Linked DNA regions of Mus musculus: region 1 is linked to region 2. Evidence: chromatin contacts called from ENCODE Hi-C or POLR2A ChIA-PET data. All regions are on one chromosome and are shown on one strand. The core of a region is the stretch at or near the end of the contact, and the rest is flanking DNA. Distances in the headings are between cores, read along the strand shown. Region 1 has its middle 28 kb from the start of Lbx1. Region 2 holds the start of Scd4 (stearoyl-coenzyme A desaturase 4).

Evidence for each region. A loop is a pair of places that touch in the nucleus more often than their neighbours do. ChIA-PET counts read pairs that join two places held with the same protein, here RNA polymerase II (POLR2A).
Region 1: a loop to region 2 is called in a map of T-helper 17 cell, with 4 times the contacts of the local background. The contact joins the enhancer-like site here to the promoter of Scd4 in region 2. A Hi-C loop is called at or near these places in 1 of 37 maps with a recorded cell type or tissue (T-helper 17 cell). POLR2A ChIA-PET finds 5 or more read pairs at or near these places in 1 of 5 experiments (embryonic stem cell).

The regions. Positions count from the first base shown.
Region 1 is chr19:45,206,284-45,211,939 of GRCm38, forward strand. No RefSeq gene overlaps it. Among named protein-coding and RNA genes, the nearest start is that of Lbx1, 28 kb to the right of the region's middle. Within about 2 kb of position 2,013, at least 1 of the 3 ENCODE cell types and tissues checked has a DNase peak (open chromatin) inside an H3K27ac peak, as active enhancers do.
Region 2 is chr19:44,330,968-44,335,883 of GRCm38, forward strand. It overlaps Scd4 (stearoyl-coenzyme A desaturase 4), which reads left to right and starts at 2,359. Exons shown (of 6, transcript NM_183216.3): 1 at 2,359-2,548; 2 at 3,027-3,294. The coding sequence starts at 2,525.

The DNA of each region.
Region 1 (5,656 bases), core at 763-3,262, 870 kb after region 2:
CTTTGTCCATCCCAGGAAAGGATTGCCTTGATCCCCTAGCTGGCCACCACCTCCCCTGTTAAAACCTCTCAAAGGCAGTGGACTAACTAGTGGTCACACTCGTTTAGGGGTGTGACTTAATCTTGGAGGCTCTGATTAATCCACTGGTGGACCCATAATTTATTTTACACATCCTTGCTTCATTTAGTGTGTGCATATGTGTGTGTGTGCCTCATGTGTGCTCTCAAACGTGCACATATGCTTAGAGGTCACAGGATAACTTTTGGTGCATCTCCTTTCACCTTGTGAGCCCTGAGGACCCAACTTAAGTTGTCAGGGCTAATGACCAGTACTTTAACCTCCTAAGGCATCTCACTGGCTCTGGGCACATAATTTGATGAACTACTGGGAAAGAACAGAAGCTTAGGAGGCGGTAGTCAGGTAAAGAGGGTGTGTCCTTGGGGTGTGCCCACCTGGACTGTATCCTGTGCCAGCTCTCTCTGCTTCCTGGCTCCCATAGCTATGCAGTGCTGCCTTACCCATAGGCCCACGTGACGTCCATGTGATGTCCACGTGACGTCCTGCCTCAGCACTGTCACAGGCAGAAAGAGACTAAATTCTCTAAGAATGTGAGACAAGATAAATTATTCAGGTGTTTGTGCCCCTCACCCCACACTCCAGGGTTTCTCTGTGTAGCCCTGGCTGTCCTGGAACTTGCTTTGTAGGCCAGGCTGGCTTTGAAACTCAGAGATCTGCCTGCGACTGTCTCCTGAGTGCTGGGACTAAAGGTGTGCACCACCATCGCCTGGCTGATTATTCATGTTTTATATCAACTTTCGTTGTATTTTATGTATTTTATCACAGTATTAAGCTGACTAACACAAAAAGTTATTTCAAAATGGAATGTACTAGAAGTCCCCAAAGGCCATAGAACTAAAGCAAATGAAGACCAACAATGAGAAGCTCGCATTGGCGCTGTACGGCCAGGCTTGCACCGCTGAAGTATGACTTTCCTTCACTGCTGCCTCTCCAGAGTCCATACTTCAGGGCTCAGAGCTGGAAGTGTGTGGTCAGGTGCCCAACCTGACGCTTAGCGGTCGTGGGTTAGCGGTCGTGGGTTAGCGGTCGTGGGTTAGCGGTCGTGGGAGCTCTTCTGAACTCAAAAGGACGGTTTTCTCATTTTTAGAGAACATTCCTCCGTTTGTGGTGGGAAGTGAAGGGCAAGCCTGGTTGCCATGGTGCTGAGGTCAGGGGATAACATGTGAGGGTCCTGGGGATCCAACTCACCAGCCTGATTTTCTCACTTCTAAGGGTTTTAGAACAGCTACAGAAAGCAAAGCAATGCTTTGATTTTTGGTTTTATGGTTTTTTTTTTGTTTGTTTTTGTTTTTCTTTTCGAAGAGATTGAGGGAGATTTCAGCCAACCGGTGCAGGCCTTTATTTCCAGCACTTGGGAGGCAGAAGCAGGCAGATCTCTGAGTTCAAGCCAGCCTGGTCTACAAAGCATGTCTCAGGACAGTCAGGACGGTCTCACCCAGCATGGGCTCTGCCTTGGCTCCTTCTCTAGCACAGGCTGCAGGCCAGTGTTCTCCCCCCAACCCCCACTTCCTTCCTCCCTCGCCCTGGCCAACCGACCTCCAAACTCACCTTCTCAGAGGACATAACTTTTGTGACATTCTGGTGGCTTTCTGTCCCTGTCTTTTGAGATGCATCTCGAGATGATGTTCCCAGCTGCTCAGTGTCCTACCGTAGGGAGGGGGGGGGCACATGTGTGACGAGAGGGAGACTTCAGAGCAAAAACCCTAGTTTATGACTGCTGTGTTCCTGGCTCTGAGCCCCTAGAACAGCCTCCTACCCTGTGACTGGGAGTCTCTCCTGACCCGATTTCCTTTCCGTAGACACTCCTCTCTGGTTCTGCTTCTTGCAAGCCGCCGTTTCCCTCCTAACCCAGAGCTTATTTCCTTAATTAATGTATCTCACACTCCAAGAATGTCGGGGGTGGGGTCCCCGGGGCAGCGCCGGTCTTCCTTTCTGTTCTTCACCTACTACTGGAAAGCCCTCCCTCTCTGGCTTCAGGCCATCAGCTCGGCCCTGATAGTCCCTCAATGCTCACGTGTCTTCTTATCCACTTACCTCCTACCGGCTGTCCCTCGGCTCAGGATGGGGTTTGGGTTTCCCTTCCGCAGAGTAGGAAGATGTGGTGACCGTCTAAGCAGAGAAGCCTTGCGTTCCGCCTCTCCGCCCCATGACCCTGGTTGGCTGAAGTTGGCTTTTCTGTGCCTCTCTATCAGCATCTCCCCGACCCCCCAGGGTGACGAACTTACCCTTGTAGGCTAAACCCCCAGCCTCTGCTTTTCCTGACTGTCTTCGTGTTGAATCCTGCCTGCGGGAGACCCCTCCGGCTCCCCGACTGGGAGGTGTTCTATTACACAGCAAAGTGCGGTTTAAGTAGCTGTAAGGAAATGTGACAGAAAAGTCTGTCGGGGTTCAGTCAGACTTGCCAAAACTTGGTGTAACTTTTGGAAGTTGTCAGTGTGCCTCCTAAGGAAACCTGATCTGATGGAAGCCGGAGGAGTCGGGGACGGTCAGGTAAGAGGCCGGAAGCATTGTGGAGGAGGGGCAGACAGAGTTCAGCACCCACCCCCGCGTCATAGCCTAAGAAGACCCTGGGGGTTGGGAACCGGAGACTTCTTTCTCCGAGTGCTACCAGACAAAGGCAGACGAAGCAGTAGGATTCCTCCAAGTTTTACTCTGGGGGTCATGGGGCAGACCATGCTGGTGTGGGGTAGGCTTAGAAGTAAATTAAAGCTGGGCATGGTGGCGCACGCCTTTAATCCCAGCGCTCAGGAGGCAGAGGCAGGTGGATTTCTGAGTTCGAGGCCAGCCTGGTCTACAAAGTGAGTTCCAGGACAGCCAGGGCTATACAGAGAAACCCTGTCTCGAAAAACAACAACAACAACAAAACAAAACAAAAAGAAGTAAATTAAAATAAGACAAGATTCCCTCCCATGAGTCTTTTAGCCTGAGGTCAGGGACATCTAGACCCTGGAAGGAAAGGCCTTCCCTCTTAGAGACCAGAAGTTGGAAATTCCTGAAGAACAAAGACCAAAGCCTCTGCCAGGTGGGGCTCAGAATAGCTAACAAGTGTCCCAACAGAGAGCCTGACAGATAGTGACACCTTTAGTCACTCCACTCAGGAGGCAGAGGCAAGTGGATCTCTGTGAGTTCAAGGCCAGCCTAGATTGCAGAGTGAGTTTCAGGCCAGCCAGGACTACACAGAGTCACCCTGTCTCAGAAAAACAAAAACAAAAGAAACAAAAAGAGAACCTTAGCAGAGGCTAAAGATGTTCCTTGCTTGACTGGGAGAGTGCTGGCCTAGCTGTGTGAAGCCTGGACTCCCAGGTTCGGTGCCCAGCATTAATAAACTGCGTGTGTGGTGACGCGTATTTGTAAGCCCGACACTTGGAGGTATAGGTGGAAGGACCAGAATTTCAAGGTGTCTTCCTTGGCTACACAGCCAGCTTGAGATCAGCCTGGAAAACATTAGACCCTGCCTCAAACAAAACACTCAACAGGCTCAAACCGGAAGTGTCGAAACCGATCTTCCCAGGTTACACAGACTTTCTGAGAATCTCCCAGCTTCCGTCCTGGCCCAGTCAGGGCTCGGTCTGCCTTCCTTCCATGGGCAGTGTACCCGCCCGGGTGTGCCAGCCTTACCCAAGCCAGCCTCCAGCCCTGACATGATCTCTCTGGTCTCAGCAAGCCGAGCTACCCGAGGCTTCAATTAGGCGCCACTTCAAAAGCTTTCTGAAGCAGGTGAGAGATAATATGTAAACAAGAGCCTCCATGAGTCATTGGCCCTTCCTATCCACCCGGTGGCTCCTCTGCCAGTCTCTGAAGAACCAGCCTGGGTTGTCTCCCAGAGCAGATGCTATCCTGGGGCCAAGGCCTGTCCAGGCTCCTCTGCCACCACTACTGCCTGCATCTTCTTCAGCATACGCCCAATGTCAACCAAGCCCTGACTCACACGTGTAACTCTTAACCCTCCAGCCAACCTCAGGAGTCCGGCTGAGCTTATCTTAATCTGGCACACTTCTTCCCCAGCTCTTCCTGTACCTTCTAGAACCTCCACCTGTGCACAGACACACCACACACCACAGACACACACCACACACATACACACACATAGACACACATCCACTGCACACCACACACACTACAGATTCTGAGGCTTGAAATTTCTCACTGGGTAAAGAACTGACTGCCCAGGCGAGTCAATGGTGCTCAGATTCCCAGCGCCCATGTAAATGCCGAGTGGGTGCAGTGCTCTGCCCATGACCCCACACTCAGAAGGTGGAAATCAAGAACCTCTGAAGCAAGCTGACTAGGTAGAGCATCCCAGTGGTCAAGCTCTGGGTTCACCTAGGTGACCCTGCTTCAATCTATAAGGTGGAGGGCAGTGGAGGAAGATACCTAACATCAGCCTCAGGCCTCAGAAAATGCATGTATACCCACACACATGTGAGCATGCACACATGTGTGCATTCATACCACACACATACATGTGCACGTGTGCAAATAAGTAAATAACCCAAGATCAAAAACCTAAGAGTACATATTGGACCCCATGCTGACTAGAGCTGAATTGCATAGACTGGGTGAGGAAAAATCCTTGGTTGAAGGTTCAGTGGTAGAGAAATAAAAAAGGAAAAAGTTGGTCAGGCCTGGTGGTGCACACCTGTAATCCCAGGTCCTTTGGAGGTTGAGGCAGGAGGATTGCATAGTCTCAGACCCACCCAAGCAACAAAGGGAGAGGAAAAGGAGGAGGAAGAGGAGGAAGGCAGCTGATGTGCTGAGACCAACAAGAAAGGCATGAGAAGCAGGTGGGTAAATGACAAACAGCCCAGTGTTCTTGCTTCCTGCCCTTTCTGCCATGTTCTCCAAACCTCACAATGCATCCTGACTTGGGATTTTGTGAGTATAAATAACAAAATGTGCCCAGCCTAACCAGTAGAATGGCAGTCATCATAGCATGCAGGTGTCTCCTAGAACTCTGGGACAGGTGGCACAGCTTGGCCTTCCAGAAAGACCTGGAAGTCTGGTATAACCCTTCTCTCCCCAGGCCCTGTGGTCTTGGGCATCTTGATAGAGACCAGCATCCTCTGGTTTGCCTGCACATGAATCTGAGCATCACTGTCCACCATTCCAGAATATATAGGTTCAAGTGGCCACAGCGTTCTCCTGATTGCCCTGAAAGAAGAGTCTGGATCAATGTTTAGCTTATCCAGCTAGCCATGTCTGGGTGGCTTACTTCCTGGAAGTATCCAAGTGGGCTGCCTTACACATGTATTATACCAAAATACTGTGAGCAGTATCTTAGTTTGGGTTTTATTGCTGTGAAGAGACGCCATTACCAAGGCAACTCTAATAAAGGAAATGTTTAACTGGGGCTGTATTATAGTTCAGAGGTTCAATCCATGATCATTATTATCAGCATGGTGGGAAGCATGGCATTGTGCAGGTAGACTGGAGACACTGAGAGTTCTAGATCTTGATCTGAAGGCAGCCAGAAAGAGACTATCTTCTATCCTGGGCAGAGCCTGAGCATAGGAATTCTCAAAGGTCACCTACACAGTGACACACTTTGTCCAACAAGGTCACATCTTTTTCAACAAGG
Region 2 (4,916 bases), core at 1,109-3,608:
CTGCTTCCTAGCCAGCCGTAGATAATGCCATGCCTACTTTTACAACTGCAGTAGGGGGTTCCTCTAGCTCGCATTTACGAATTTCATTTCAAGCAAATCACAGTCCCCACTGGTCCCTTCTCAGATCCCGTAACTTATCTCTCTTCTGGGAAGTGATCACTGAATAATTAATGTCTGTAAGAAATTCTATAATGCACTAGAGAAACCAAGGAAAGGTCAGGCAGGGCTCCTGCCATGAGGAGGCTTATGGTTTACCCGTGAGATGGACTTGCAAACTGGTTTTTGGTTTTTTGGTTTTTTTGGTTTTTTGGTTTTTTGGTTTTTTGGTTTTTTTGTTTTTTTTTGGTTTTTTGGTTTTTTGGTTTTTTGGTTTTTTGTTTTTTTTGGTTTTTTTTGGTTTTTTGGTTTTTTGGTTTTTTGGTTTTTTGGTTTTTTGGTTTTTTGGTTTTTTGGTTTTTTGGTTTTTTGGTTTTTTGGTTTTTTGGTTTTTTGGTTTTTTGGTTTTTTGGTTTTTTGGTTTTTTGGTTTTTTGGTTTTTTGGTTTTTTTGGTTTTTTTGGTTTTTTGGTTTTTGGTTTGTTTTTCCAGACAAGGTTTCTGTCTATAGTCCTGGCTGTCCTGGAACTTGCTTGGTAGACCAGGCTGGCCTCAAACTCATAGAGATCCACCTGCCTCTGCCTCCCAAGTGCTGGGATGAAAAATGTACACCACCATGCCCAGTGCAAACAAGTCTCAATATGGCTGTTAAAATAAAATTGTGGGGTCAAAGCAAAGCAAAGTATGTGGGGAGCCAAAAGGACTGTGGGGTCCCTCGCTGTTTGATAAGAGGGGAAGAGGATGGAGAGGCCAAGGAAGCTTTCACAGAGGGACAAGTTGGTCATGCTTGCCCTCATATAGTCTCCTTTGTGTGTGTGTGGGGGGGAAGTGTACAGGGGAGATGTCTATCTCAGGAGACCCTAGTGAATGCAAATCCCTGCAGTTTGAGCTTCCTCATCCTGCTGTGAATCTACTGAAGACGGCCTGTGAAGTCATTTTGTCTTGGGACTCTAGGCCAGCATCGCTTTCCGAGCAGGGTTTGAGCCTGGGCTCTGGCATCTTGCCTACTATGATCAGTTTCTAGCTCTGTGAGTCACTGGCTCCTGGGACCACAGACAAATTATCTGAGCTCTCTATATCTCAACTTCCTTCTCCTTAAAAACCACAGGTCATGGGTCACGGGGAGACTTTTTAAAAAGTTAGTATTAGCTTTTTTTTTTTTTTTTTAAAGTCATTCCATACCAGCTCAGTCTTCTTATTTCACAGGCAAACCTTTGCACCTCTGCTGCCTGTAAACGCCTGTCTGAGGTTCCCACTTTTTCCTTATAGAAGACTCCCAATTCCCAACCTGATGGGAGAATCTTCAGACCTCCCTGCCTGCAGCAGATGTTCCGGGGGCAGGAACATAGGGAAGTAATTAAATGCTAATGTCTGGAGGTGGTTATCCCCTGTGAAACGAGTCCTATGACTGAGCGTGGGCTCAGACACTCAGCCCTGTGCGTGTGACTGTGTGTGTGAGCTGGTCAGAGCATTCTGCGATTCTGCTGAACATCCTGGGCAGGTGGGTGGGGAAGAGCCGCCACTGGCTTGAGATGCTAAGTAAGAAGGCGGGCTATGCACCTGCTCTTGTCTCGAGATCTGGGGGTGGAGGCCAGTCCACCCCCCCTTACCCCCACCACACCTGATGAGTGGAAAGAGAAGGTGGAATTGTGGTGGACACTGATGAGCTGTCCCCACTGTGCAACTGCCCCAGTGTGACACATTTGCCAAGCACCTGTGTTAGTCCTGGGCTTGAACTTGACTCTCACCCCCCAGATTCACTCTTTTCCCACTTTGTGGACATTTTCTACCCTCTATGAAGCTTGAGAACTGGACCCCAGATTCCTCCAGTCATGATGCTGGCAGAGACCCAGGGTCCACAGAGATGAAACCGAGGAGGTTGGCACAGAGGGCTGTCTGCCAGCGAGATAGCAGATTTCTGGATGCCAGAGCCAGGAAGACAAGAGAGTAACAAATTCCTCTGCTCAGAGCTTGCCAGAGTGCTGAGAATACTCCATCTGTCTAGGAATGGGGACAAAGGTGGCTCTCTCTTAGTGTGTGCAGCATCCCATAGCCTTGCCTTAGGTGAATGTGGGCTTTGCTGGCTGTCCTCCCCTCTCTCGCCTTCAGTCTTTATCTCCTCATGGGGCTGCCTTGACTAGCCAGCTCTGAATTCTTTATCCCTTGTTGGCAGTCATGAAGCACATCTGAACAAATACCAGACACAGTCACCAAGTGCCAGCTCTACATACCCTTTAAATCCTGTGCCTGGAAACAACAACACACAGCAGAACTGACTGGTGACACCTGCACAGTTAGCCGGGCATCAACGCAGTACACACAGCGCACAGTGGGCTCTGGACTCAACGCTTCACCGATCCTCAGTCGCTGCAGACCTGGACCTTGCTCTCTCTGCCTTCACAAGAGGATCTAGGCTTCCAAGGAGCAAGATGACGGCCCACTTGCCACAAGAGGTCAGCTTTTCATCAATGACCCCCTCCCTCTAGCACAGGATCTTTGGTACCAGGTGGGACTGTGCTGACTGGAGAGAGGCCAGAGCTGAGAGCTACAGAGACATCTCAGATATCTTATTAGATTTGTATGACCTTCAAGTGAGGGATGTGGCAGTCATGTTGCCAGTTGACTTTAAAGGAAAGAAAGCTCCCGTCCAGCCAATACCTTTCTGCATGCACATGCATTTTCCTTTGTATGTTGCTTGAGGTATGAATGTTTGATCCCCGTCCCTGCCCCTTCACTGTGAGGTTTGATTGTCAACACATTCTAGGTAGTTTCTGGGAAGTTTTCTCTGCTTCATCTAGCACATCTGTACTCTGTCTTCCTATGATCAGGGCACTGGGGTTTCTGCCTCTACTGCCTTGGCTGTATTACAGGAGGACCCCCCCCTTGCTGTCCTATGTATCTGCTTTTGACTTTCACTTCCTCCCGTTGAAGATCTCCAGCAGGTGTAGCACTACCAACATCATGGAACCCCACTCCCGGAGACAGCAGGATGGAGAAGAGAAGATGCCCCTCCAGGCAGAAGATATCCGGCCTGAAATAAAAGATGATCTGTATGACCCCAGCTACCAGGATGAGGAGGGACCCCCGCCCAAGCTGGAGTACGTCTGGAGGAACATCATCTTCATGGCCCTGCTGCACGTGGGAGCCCTGTACGGGATCACACTGGTTCCCTCCTGCAAGGTCTACACCTGGCTCTTGGGTAATCTCCAAACCCTCCGCCCTGGGCCAGCACCCCATGTCTCCCCCGCCCCCAACTCTTTAATAAGGTAGACTCTGATTCTGAAAAGTAGCCGCTCTCTGTCCAGATTTTTCAAGTTTTCTCTCCACTTTCTGAGATACTGATAACTAGACGGGGAACAGAGCCTCGTGGGATTGGGGTACAAGAGTGTCAGATCTGGGGGGTTCTTTAGCTTGGATGCTAAAGTCTATAAAAGGTGGAGGGATAACTGTATGACAAAGGATTGACAGTCTCCTAAAGAGCTTTTCCGTCCAAAAAGCTTTCTGACTTAGCATTGCCTGCCACAGGAAAACTAGAGCCCTTGCTGAGAGGCATGGGGGCTTAATGAGGGGGTATTTGCTTAGTCGGGAGACAGAGTAAAGTAAGACTATCCAGAGGGGATCGCTGGAGAAGAAGGAATAAAATGGGATTACCAACAAAAAATATTTGTATGTGATTCTGACCAGGACAGGCTTGTTTGCCCCAGAGAAAGATGAGGCAGGTTCCCACACGGTCCAAGTACACTGGTGTAGAGTTCTGCTGCTCCAGGTCCGTCCTGTCAGTTAGCAAGATGTTCTTAAAATGACAAAAATAGAGGGGGAGGGGGGTTTCAGAATTGGGTGACATTCCATTCATTCCCTGGCCAGCCAGTTCCTGCTCTTGTCTCTGGATACCATGTAGGACAAAGGGCCCAGAACCTTCTGCTCTTTCCTCTCTACCTCCACCTCCCCTTGCCCAAAATAGCCAGGCTCAGAGACTGAGAAACCCTGGCCTTCAGACTGTTGTAACAAGAAAGAAGGTTGCCACTGTGTCTCTTCCCTAGCTCAGCAACTTGGGGATCTGTGCGTATGTGCTGATGCAGGGCTGGCCCCTGGACCCACATGTGTGCTTTCAGGTAGATTCGCCTCTGACTCCCAATTCTTAAATCAGGGAGAGAGGAGCAGGCCAGGGCCCCTTGCTACCTTCTGAGGAACGATGAGCCAGAGATCACTCTCTGGAAGGCAGAAGACTTTCTGGTAGCTGCCTCTAGAAGGTAGTGATGTAGAAGTTGGCTGCTGGTGTTGGCCACCCCTGCCCTCCGTCTCTTAGTACCTGCAGCAGGTGAGCTCTGCATTACCTTAAAAGTTCTGTAGGTGCCAGGGAAAATACAACTGAGGAAAAACTCTTTTTTTTTTCTTTCAGGACTACAGTTTTTCCAGGTACCAAGTGGGGGGCAACAGAATTTGCTGTGATTAGGAAGGCCAAGCCATGGTCCTTGGGCTAGTTGTGTGCTTTTCCAGTATTCTCCTAACTTGGATACTCTGAGAGCCTTCTACCCTGCTCGGGTACTGACATGGAGTGCTAAAAGAGGAAAGCTCTCCTGCTCACGTCTTAGAAGTGCTTAAAGATGTTGCTTAATATACCTGGGACACAAACAGACCTTGTCTGGAGGTCATGGAACTAATCTATTTGAACTGAGCCATCTATTTGAACTGAGATGTCTATTTGACAGTCATGGGGTTGAGAAAGAGGCCACACAGTAACAGGGCTCTTGTCTCAATTCCCTTGTGCATGCTCCGAGTGTTTTCAAAGCCAATGAATGTCCTAGAGACACCTGTGACATA